2 separate regions of the Homo sapiens genome follow, and region 1 is linked to region 2. A link is an interaction called in ENCODE POLR2A ChIA-PET data of the cell type or tissue named here. Cell type or tissue: endothelial cell of umbilical vein. All regions are shown on one strand. Each heading gives the region's core, and the rest is flanking DNA. Links, peaks and the distances in the headings are about the cores only.

The links. ChIA-PET counts read pairs that join two places held together with the same protein. Peaks named below come from ENCODE experiments on the same cell type or tissue, not always from the same donor. Only the 100,000 strongest peaks of a DNase experiment are listed, where the experiment ranks them.
Region 1: POLR2A ChIA-PET joins it to region 2 with 7 read pairs; 2 of 35 experiments call an interaction of 5 or more read pairs at or near these places.

Annotation. Positions count from the first base shown.
Region 1 is chr15:52,390,423-52,395,761 of GRCh38, forward strand. It overlaps MYO5A (myosin VA), which reads right to left. Exons shown (of 42, transcript NM_001382347.1): 12 at 1,508-1,648. Among named protein-coding and RNA genes, the nearest start is that of MYO5C, 97 kb to the left of the region's middle. RefSeq lists an enhancer at 1,658-2,334. In endothelial cell of umbilical vein, for the core only: no CTCF peak of the experiment used is centred there; no DNase peak of the experiment used is centred there.
Region 2 is chr15:52,486,166-52,491,504 of GRCh38, forward strand. All of the region lies in intron 1 of MYO5A (myosin VA), which reads right to left. Among named protein-coding and RNA genes, the nearest start is that of MYO5A, 40 kb to the right of the region's middle. In endothelial cell of umbilical vein, for the core only: no CTCF peak of the experiment used is centred there; no DNase peak of the experiment used is centred there; H3K27ac peaks cover 283 bases.

The DNA.
Region 1 (5,339 bases), core at 1,413-3,912, 96 kb before region 2:
AAAATTCTGTCAAATAAAGGTAACATCTGTAGTTACATAGTGAAGCATTTCTATAATTCAGAAAGATATAAAATGGAGAGTAGTCTCCTCTTGCCATTTCCTCCAACTTAATTATTTCTCCCTCTCTTTTTTTTTTTCTTTTTTTTTTTTTTTTGAGACAGGGTTTCACTCTTTTCACCCAGGCTGGAGTGCAATGGCACAATCTCGGCTCACTGCAAACTCTGCCTCCCAGGCTCAAGTGATTATCCTGCCTCAGCCTCCCAAGTAGCTGGGACTACAGGTGCACACCACCATGCCCAGCTAATTTTTTGTATTTTTTTGTAGACGGGGTTTCACCATATTGCCCAGGCTGGTCTCAAACTCCTGAACTCAAATATCCACCCACCTCAGCCTCTCAAAGTGCTGGGATTACAGATATAAGCCCATCATGCCCGGCCTTCTTTAACTCTCTTTGAAGGCATGTATGTGAATAGGATAATTCTACACACTCATTGCATTTTTTTCAGCTTTGCAACAGTAGTATTCTCTGCATTATTTATGGCTACTAGGTTGTTACTGATTTTTTTGTTATTACTATGACAACTGCCACAGTTTTCTTCTTATATGTATATACCTTGGATACTTTTGCAAGTATAATCAAAGGTGGAATTCCCAGCAGTTCCATTCCTGGGTCAAGGGTATGTAGTTAAAATTATGATAAATGTTGTCAAATATCCTATAAAGTATGTTGAATGAATTCATGCTTTTCATCATGAGTATATATGCAATATTCATTTAGTATTATCAAATGAAAATTATCGAGTTTAAATTTGCCTACTGGATGGGTCAAGAGCGGTGTACCATTTTTGCTTTGGTTTGCATTTTTTAAAATCTCAAGTGAGGCTGAGAACCTTTTCATCACATGCATCCTCAATGTTGTAGGAAGTCTGGATGCTTAGGAGGGTACACCTGTGCTAAAATGTAACTTACTGCATATAAACTAAAGAGAAATAAAGCGAAAGAATAGGTTTGCCTACGATCACTCAGTGGTAAAGCTGGGGATCTAATGCTTTTTTCCAACATGGTGCATCTTTAAATATTAAAGATACAACTCCATCCCTCTCAAATATGTCAGTAATAAGGAACAACTAGTTAGTTTTACAATTATAACTATTTAGAACTGTTATTCAAAATATCTTCTGCACAGTTTCTTGCATTTCTTTAAATTCTATCGCTGACCAAAAAGTACTAAACAAATTAATAACAAAAGTGGCTAAAATTGTTAGTATCTAACGTCAATTTTTCATGTAATTTAGAATCAGCTGAAAAGAGGAGGGAAATTCTCCTAGTTTCACTTGTAATTAGAACCCTTGGGGTCTAGTGTCCCTTTGGAATGAAAGCATAACCCCTACTTGTCACCACGACGGCATTCCATGATATACTAATGAATCTCTCCTTGAACCCACTTATCTTCTGACCTTGATACATCTATTTTGATAAACCAAGTACCCCAGGAAATCATACTTACCTTGCATTCCTCATCCAGTAAATCTAGAATGCCTAGTTTTGATTCTATAAGATTAATACAAGGCTGATTATCATAAAAATCTATGAGTGTCCATGGAATTTGTTCCTTCATATATTCTTCTTGCTCCAATTTGAAGACATGCTGAAATGAAAAAGAAAAAAAGCAGTCATTACTGGATCATTGTAACAAAGAATGTAGTCAAGATGATACCAACATAATTTGAGATAATCTGTGGCTTTCAACAACAACAACCTCACGGGAGAAGCATGATTTACACACAGAGAAAGCAAATAAAACAACAGGAAAACCTCAGCTACGTAGGATTCTTGGTAAACAAGTAAATCTAGGTATATAAATATTTTAAATAGCTGATCAATGTAGCAATCTTTGTGATCTTTTGATTATGTATATTTTCAAAACTGCACTATGTACTTTTGGCTTCTTAAGTTATCGTAGAGTGCTGCTAACAACATGGGACACAGGAATGCCTTAGCTGGCATTTAACAACTATGTTGATGCCCTCCAGGCTACTGAATCATGCTGGGCAATGCTTTCAGCATAACAAAGTACTTCTCCTAAGGGACTGTGGTGCTGAAGTTCACGTGGCTCAGAATTAGTTAATGACTGGTCTTTCTCCTGACTGCCCTGATTATCTGTGATAGTCATGGAGTCTACGACTCACTTTTCTGGTTTCCACATTAAATTCTGTTAGCAACTGCAACTGCTAGTCCATTGCTATTTCCGATGAAGCCTTCAGCCACTGTCCTCACCATTGCTTCTCATCTCCATTCACATAAAAATATGTATTAACTGTCTACCATGTGCCAGTCACTGCACATGGGCAACAACACCGATGTGGATGTTGCCCTCATGGAGCTTGGAGACAAGTGGAAGAAGCGGACAGAAACCAAATAACCATAAGGAATATAATCACAAGCTGTAGTAGTATTACAAAGGAAAATAACGTGAACTATAAGAGCAAGAGTCCTCATCTAGTTTGGACACAGGCTGGTCAGGGGAGGCTTCCCTGAGGAGGGCTGTGTGATTTAGTCTCTAAAGATGAATGGCAGCCAAGCTAGTCCGGGTGGGAAGGGCAATCCAATCACTGCCACAGCTCCTGTTTCAGGGTGCTGCCCAGCCACTGCCCAGCCAATGCAGCTGACACCACCACTTCTAGTCTCTACAGATGCTAATGACTGCTACTCATTCTTGGGGAGTTTCTGCCTTCCTTTACTTATCTCTTTTGTCTCCTTTGGTTCTTTCACAAATCTTGCTATTTTTGTGGGAAGAAAAGACTTTCGTGGTGATGATCAAATGACCCATATTTTCTAGGACCCCATGCCCTGTGAAACTTACGTGCCACAAGATTTCCAATGCATACTCTCCTCATGTGTCTGGAACTTTCCCACTGTATTCTGTACTTATTGTAATGCCACTCTTGGCTCATTTGCAGTGTTTTTTTTTTCTTTTCTTTTTTTTTTTGAGACAGAGTCTTGCTCTGTCACCCAGGCTGGAGTGCAGTGGCACAGTCTGGGCTCACTGCAACCTCCACCTCCCGGGTTCAAGCGATTCTCCTGATTCAGCCTCCTGAGTAGCTGGGACTACAGGCGTGTGCCACCATGCCCAGCTAAATTTTTATATTTTTAGTAGAGACGGGGTTTCACCGTGTTAGCCAGGACAGTCTCGATCTCCTGACCTCATGATCTGCCTGTCTCGGCCTCCCAAAGTGCCGGAATTACAGGCGTGAGCCACCGCGCCTGGCCTCATTTACAGTGTTTACAGTCTAACGAGCTATTATAAGCTTTAACAAAAAACAGTCATCCATATGAATATTTATGTCATGCTAACAAGAAAGCAAATTTCTTCTGTTCTTTTGATTAATGAGAAGGCAAATAGGGCACCATATGTCAGCAGGACACCCTGACTGATGGTACGAGTATCTTCCAAAACAATGTGCTCTGTTTTTAAAAATTTCATTAATTTATATGTAGTCTCAATATTGACAATAGAAACACTGCTCTAGACATTAAATAGAGCATATTACTCACACACATCTCCATGTCTAGTTTGGAAAAGCTCCTGGGGTCTTTAAAATTTGGGATGCTCAACTGTCAAAGAATATGGGCATGAAGTTCAATATGGCAAGAGATTCTTGGTCAATATAGTAATGCCTTCAAACACTAAGCATGCCAACCACGGGATTTCTCATGCTGACTGCCCCCACCTACATCCCCAGATCAGGTAACAGCCCTATGCAATCAAGTTATTTATACTGTGAGACCCCACGTTCCTAGTCACAGCTGACTAAACCAGTGTGGGTACATGAGGGCAGTCTCCTGCTAGAGACCTCTGATGAAAAAATGAACAGTGTTAATCAGATTCTCTCTCTCAGGTATTTGAACTGGGAAACAAGAAAATAATGAGGCAATTAGTAGTGGGAGTTGAAACTGAAAGAAGCCAAAATGAATGGGAGATAAGCAAGTTAAGAGGACGAGCAGAGCATTCCAACCACTGCTGGGTTCACAGGAAGTTTAAAGTGAGTGAGAAAGGAGAAAGCTTGAGGTGGAGAAGATGTATACAGACTAGAAGGAAAGAACCTGACATTGGATAGGAAGAGGGGGCAGAGCAGTTGTGCAGAATCGAAGATGCAGAATGTAAGGGGGTATGTGAAGAGAGAAGGAGAAACAGGTGGATAGAGACAGACAGCAGGAAAGAGGAAGAGACGCAAGAGACCAAAACACACATGCAGACAGGAGGCCCTTGAAAAACAGACAAACTAGCCAGTTCCTAAAGAGGCTGGCATTGCTTCCTTACATTCCAGTCACTCTGTGTGGAAACACAATGGGAAAGAGTGAAAGGCTGTGGCATTAACTAAAGTATTAAGAAACTCAGGAACACCTTGAGAAACAATAATGCTCAGTTTAGTTTCTGATAAGTTTTTATTAATGTTCTTTATGCAGAGATGCAAATCATATTAGTAGTCATCTTATTATGGAAATAGTCATAAGCCTAAAGTTTTAAGATCACTTCTACATTATTTCACTGTGGTAAGAAGCTTAATTTGCTAAATAAAGATGGTTCAAGTTTTTTCAAAGTATATGGAATATTTAATCAAACAGTCTAAAAGGTTTTATAATGACAAGTAGCAATTCCTTGTCCCATCTCTCCCCAACCCCAATCTCGCTCCCTGGAGGCAACCATTTTTAATTCCCTTAGGTATTTCTTCTGATATTTACCTACATATTTCTAAAGAGTATGCTTATCAACTACCTTCTGATTTATCACTATGAAACACCTAGTGATTTCGTTATGACACAAACAAGGCTAAATTCACATACAACACCTCCTTCCCGCTCTTCCACTATTCTCCCTATATTACTATTTTTAGATCCTCTTTTGTTTTTTAACCAAATTTGTAACTTGCAGTGTCTTTAAACATCTGGTTTGTGTGCATCAACTACAAACCATACCACTTGACCTCTCTCTTTACAAGATGAGGATTTATTAAGGGTGTCTTTCCTGCCCTTGAGCTCTATCTTCTAATTCCTATGGGCATCTCATTTTAATATCCTCTTTCATCAACACTAAGAATCACTCCCACTCTTGCACTTAGAACTGTGCCTGGCACATTATGGACCCTTTACATATTCCAACTCATTTAATCCATAAAACCACACACAGAAGGTACTATTATTATCTCCATTTTACAGATGAGGAAGCTAAGGCCCAGGGAGGTCAACTAACTTGCCCAAGGTCTCCTAGATAACTGACACAGGGTAGGATTCCAACTCACACAGTTCACCTCTGGGCTCTGTGTCCTTCACTATTACAA
Region 2 (5,339 bases), core at 1,575-4,074:
GATGGTGAAACAAGGAGGATGAGAGCAGAGCCTGTTCTCTGTTTGCCATGTCCAGGCGTCTCTTCCTGATCCATGTCAAAAGGAGGTCAAAGAGCCACGTCCATTTTAATCCTAATAGCCCTATCGCTGAGCATTATTACCTCAGTTTTACAGATGAAAAAACTCAGGTTGAGTGAGTCAAAGTAGCTTGGTCAAGATGACATGTCTAGTTAAGTGGTGGAGCCAGGATTTGACCAAAGAATGTCTGGCCCCGACTTTCATTCTCTCTCCACTACACTGTATCTTCCTTATTCAAACCTCAGCTCAAATGTTACCTTCTCAGAGAGGCTGTGTTTTTAAATGAGTAGTTTTATTTTCTTCCCATTTTAAAAGAGATTAGACTTATTAATAAATTCTAGAAATCAGACTTTTCCAGTTGAAAACAAGAGACTCTTGGGGATTTTTTGTTTTAATATTGTTGTCACTAAGGTAAAAGTCTTTAAAAAGAGGAGAAATAAAGGAAAGGAAATAACACACAGGCAGAGAAAAAGAAAGACTATGTTACAAAGGAGAGCAGTATTACACTTTCTCCTTTGTTGCTTCACTAAAGGCAAAGAGGAGTGCGGCCAATTCTAAAGGCCAAGGGTGTACACCTGCCTGACCACATCATGCCCACTGGAATCATCAAAGGCTTACAACTGAGGCTCTATAGAAGATTCCCACGAGGACACACCCATGTCATAGGCACACGGGTGAAGGAAACACTCAGAGCTAGAAATGTCAGCATAAGGGATATGGGCTTTCTTAAGAAAAGAATGAGTATTTGTGTTATGTACAAATGCTTCTTAAATATCTTTTTAGAAGACTCTGTGATACAAGTTTTACGTTGATACTAAAAATTTGGAAGCTTTCAAAGAGGAGAAATAGGTCATACGACACAAAATTATTTCCTGGGGGATGTATGGAACACTGTGCTAAAATGGGTACTAGGGCCGAAGCAGCAGCTCACTCTTGTAATGCCAACACTCTGGGAGGCCAGGGTGGGAGGATCGCATGAGTCCAGGAGTTCGAGACCAGCCTGGGCAACATAGGGAAACCTTGTTTCTACAAAAAATAAAAAAGTTAGCTGCACATGATGACACACACCCGTAGTTCCAGCTACTCAGGGGGCTGAGGTGGGAGGATTGCTTGAGGACAGGAGGTCAAGACTGCAGTGAGCCATGATCACACCACTGAACTCCAGCCTGGGCAACAGAGCAGACCCTGTCCCAAAAATTAAAAAAAAATTAAAAATAAGGGCCGGGTATGGTGGCTCACAACTATAATCGCAACACTTTGGGAGGCCGAGGCAAGTAGATCACCTGAGGTCAGGAGTTCAAGACCAGCTTGGACCACATGGTGAAACCCCGTCTCTGCTAAAAATATAAAAATTAGCCGAGCATGGTGACAGGTGCCTATAATCCCAGCTACTCAGGAGGCTGAGGCAGGAGAATCACTGGAACCCAGGAGGCAGGGGTTGCAGTGAGCCAAGATCATGCCACTGCACTCCAGCCTAGATGACAGAACGAGACTCTGTCTCAAAAAAAAAAAAAAAAAAGTTTTACACTATGACATTTCCTGGTTTCAATTTTGCATTATCCTTGGCTGACTAAGGAAACCAGCATACTTGTACGGCCGGCGTTCCTGATGCCCCTCACTCACTACCCTCAATCCCTACCCCACATTCCCAGACAGCTTTATTTCAGTCTGCTGAGATGACCTATCCACCAAGAGCCCATTCTTTGGGCTCCAGCAGTACCTGACAATAGCAACATAAACACTAAGATGAAAGCTTTCTAATTCTGGGTGAGGCCTCTGATTATCTCTCATTTCAATGGCCATGTATTTGTGAATTCTTAACTTCTACATAGTACTTCTGTAGCAAAAAGTTCCTTTACTTTATTGAACTTTACTAAATTATCTAGGGTGAAAAAAAAACCCATAAGGGGTTGAAAGAATTATGGATGAGGTGAATGCTTTTGTTGCATAGTATTCACCAGGACTCAAAAGACAGAGAAGGATTAAAAAAAAAAAAAGACAGAGAAGCTTATTTTTGTAATCTTTCCTGTGAGTTTTCATTCTGAGCCATTTGTAAATATATGTAGCTGATGTCTGTAAATAATGAATTCTTGGAAACCACATTTTAATGTGGAGGGCTGTAAAGCAGTTCATATTTCCCCAAAAGAGCTATAATTGGGGTCTGCATTTCTGAAGCATATGCAGCACATTAGTTGTACACATGATCAAATACATTCTATAAAGCAAATATGTGAACTCTAAAGCAATTACAAATATCAAAATTCTGCTGCTGGTGCTAGTCCCTAGACCTAGGCTTTAAAACAACAAAATTAATTATACAAGAACTCTACCATAAAGTACATAGAAAGGCATACTCTGACATAACACACATTTGATCAGAAATGTCTATGTTTACCTTAAACATATGAGTGAAATAATAAAATGGTTGTGATTTGCCTTAAAATCTTTCAGAAGAAGAAAATGTTGGGAAAAAGAAGAAATGAAGCAAATGTGCAGAAGGCTGTTATTTGTTGAAGCTGCGGGCTTGGGGGGATTTGTTTTACTCTTCTCCTTACTTTGTGAATGTTTCAAAAACTTTTCAAAATAAAAAGTTTAAAAAGCTAAACTAAAAAGTATAAATGACACTTAATAACAAATAATATTTAACAATTTCTCTTTCTTAAAACGCAAAACTCTCTGGGGAAAGATGAGATAAATCAGTAACAACTGCCCATGGGAGGAGGCATTATAGCAAGATTTCCACAGCAAGCAGTTGTCAATAGCATAACTAAATTTAGAACCTTAACTTATCTTCTACATGGCGTGTACATGCACCATTAGACCAAAGTGTAAAAGTAAAACTGCAGAGAATGAAGATAAACCTTCCTTATACCACATAGAAAAATTAACTCAAAATGGACCAAAGACCTAAATGTTAAGAGCTAAAACTGTAAGACTCTTAGAAGAAAATACAGGAGGAAAACTTCATGATACTGAATTTGGCACTGATTTCTTGGAGCTGACACCAGGAGCACAGGCAATAAAAGAAAAAGGTAAATAAATTTAAAACCTCTCTGCATCGGCTGGGCGCGGTGGCTCATGCCTGTAATCCCAGCACTTTGGGAGGCCGGGGCGGGCGGATCACGAGGTCAGGAGATCAAGACCATCCTGATTAACACAGTGAAACCCCGTCTCTACTAAAAATACAAAAAATTAGCCGGGCGTGGTGGCACGCACCTGTAGTCCCAGCTACTCGGGAGGCGGAGGCAGGAGAACTGCTTGAACCCAGGAGGCAGAGGTTGCAGTGAGCCAAGATCGTGCCAGGGCACTCCAGCCTGGTGACAGAGCAAGACTTTGTCTAAAAAAAAAAAAAAAAACCAACCTCTGTGCATCAAAGGGCACAATCAACAGAGTGAAAAGGAAACCCACATAATGAAAGGAAATATTTGCAAATCATATATCTGATAAAAGATTCATACCCAGAATATATAAAGAATTCTACAACTCAGCTGTGCATGGTGGCTCACACCTGTAACCTCAGCACTTTGGGAGGCCAAGGCAGGAGGACTGCTTGAGCCCAGGAGTTCAAGACTAGCCTAGGCAACATAGTGAGACCTGTCTCTAAGTAAATTTAAAACAAAAATAAAAGAATTCTACAGCTGAACAGCAACAATGATGAACAACCTGATTTTAAAATGAGCAAAGACTTTGAATAGACGTTTCTCCAAACAAGATACACAAATGGCCAATAGGCACATGAAAAGATGCTGAACATCATTAATCATTAGGGAAATGCAAATCAAGCCTACAATGAGATACCATTTCACTCCTATTAGAATACCTACTATCAAAAAACTAGAAAATAACAAGAGTTGGACAGGATGTGGAGAAATTAGAACGATTGTGCCCTGGAGAAATTAGAACCTCTGCACCCTGGTAATGTAAAATGGTGCAGCCAGTACGGAAAACAGTATGGTGGTTCCTCAAAAAATTAAATATATAATTCCTATATAACCGAGGAATCCCACTTCTGGTTATATATCCAAAAGATTTGAAAGCAAGGTCTCAAAGAGATGCTTGTACACCCATGTTCACAGCAGCATTCTTCACAATAGCCAAAGGATGGAAGCAACCCATGTCCATCAATGGATGAATAGATTAAACAAAAATGTGGTGTATTTACTCAAAAGAATATTATTTGGCCTCAAAAGAGAAGGAAATTCTGAAAGATGTCACGACATGGATGAACCTTGAGGAAATTCTGAAAGATGTCACGACATGGATGAACCTTGAGGACATTACGCCATATGAAATAAGCCAGTCATGAAAAGACAAATACTATATGATTCCACTTATATAGGGTACCTAGAGTAGTCAGATTCATAGGGAGAGAAAGTAGAATAATGGTTGCCAGGGACTAGAGGGAGTGGGGAATAGGGAGTTATTGTTTAATGGGTACAGGGATATAGTTTTGCAAGATGAAGAGTTTTAGAGATTGGTTGTACAACAATATGTTGTTGTTGTTGTTGTTGTTTGAGACAGGGTCTCATTCTGTTGCCGAGGCTGGAGTGCAGTGGTGTGATGATCACAGCTCACTGCAACCTCAAACTCCTGGGCTCAAGCAATCCTCCCACCTCAGCCTCCCAAGTAGCTATAACTAGAGGTGCAGCCACCACATCCAGCTAATTTTTTTATTTTTTGTATAGACGGGGTCTCACTATGTTACCTAAGCTGGTCTTGAACTCCTGCGCTCAAGGGATCCTCCTGCCCCAGCCTCTCAAAGTGCTGGGATTATAGGTGTGAGCACCATGCCTGGCCTGGTTGTACAACAATATGAATGTACTTAACATTACTGACCTGTACACTTACACATGGTTAAGATGGTTAACTTACGTTATGTGTATTTTACAATTTAATTTTTTTAAATTTAAGTATACATTTACATTCTAAATATTTATTAAACGCCCAACCATCCAGCTGTTTCAAAAAAGGCACATCTCCAAAGATGACCTACGATGATAACTACATTGGGCCTTGGCTGTTGGATTATTCCTACCAAGTTGAATTAAGAGGGACTTAAGTAACTCATTAATTAGAACTTCATTACTAAGGTACTGAAGGATTTCATTGCATAGAAAATTAATGCATGTGGGGGTCTACAATTTTTAGTAGGGTTCTGATGTTTTCTATTAATATTTTGTTTTTATAGAGTCTTTAAAAAATAAGAAAACCCCACATTTCCACCTACATCATAATATCTAGTCACAATGACACTGTACCAACTCTAGATAATTAAAGCCAGC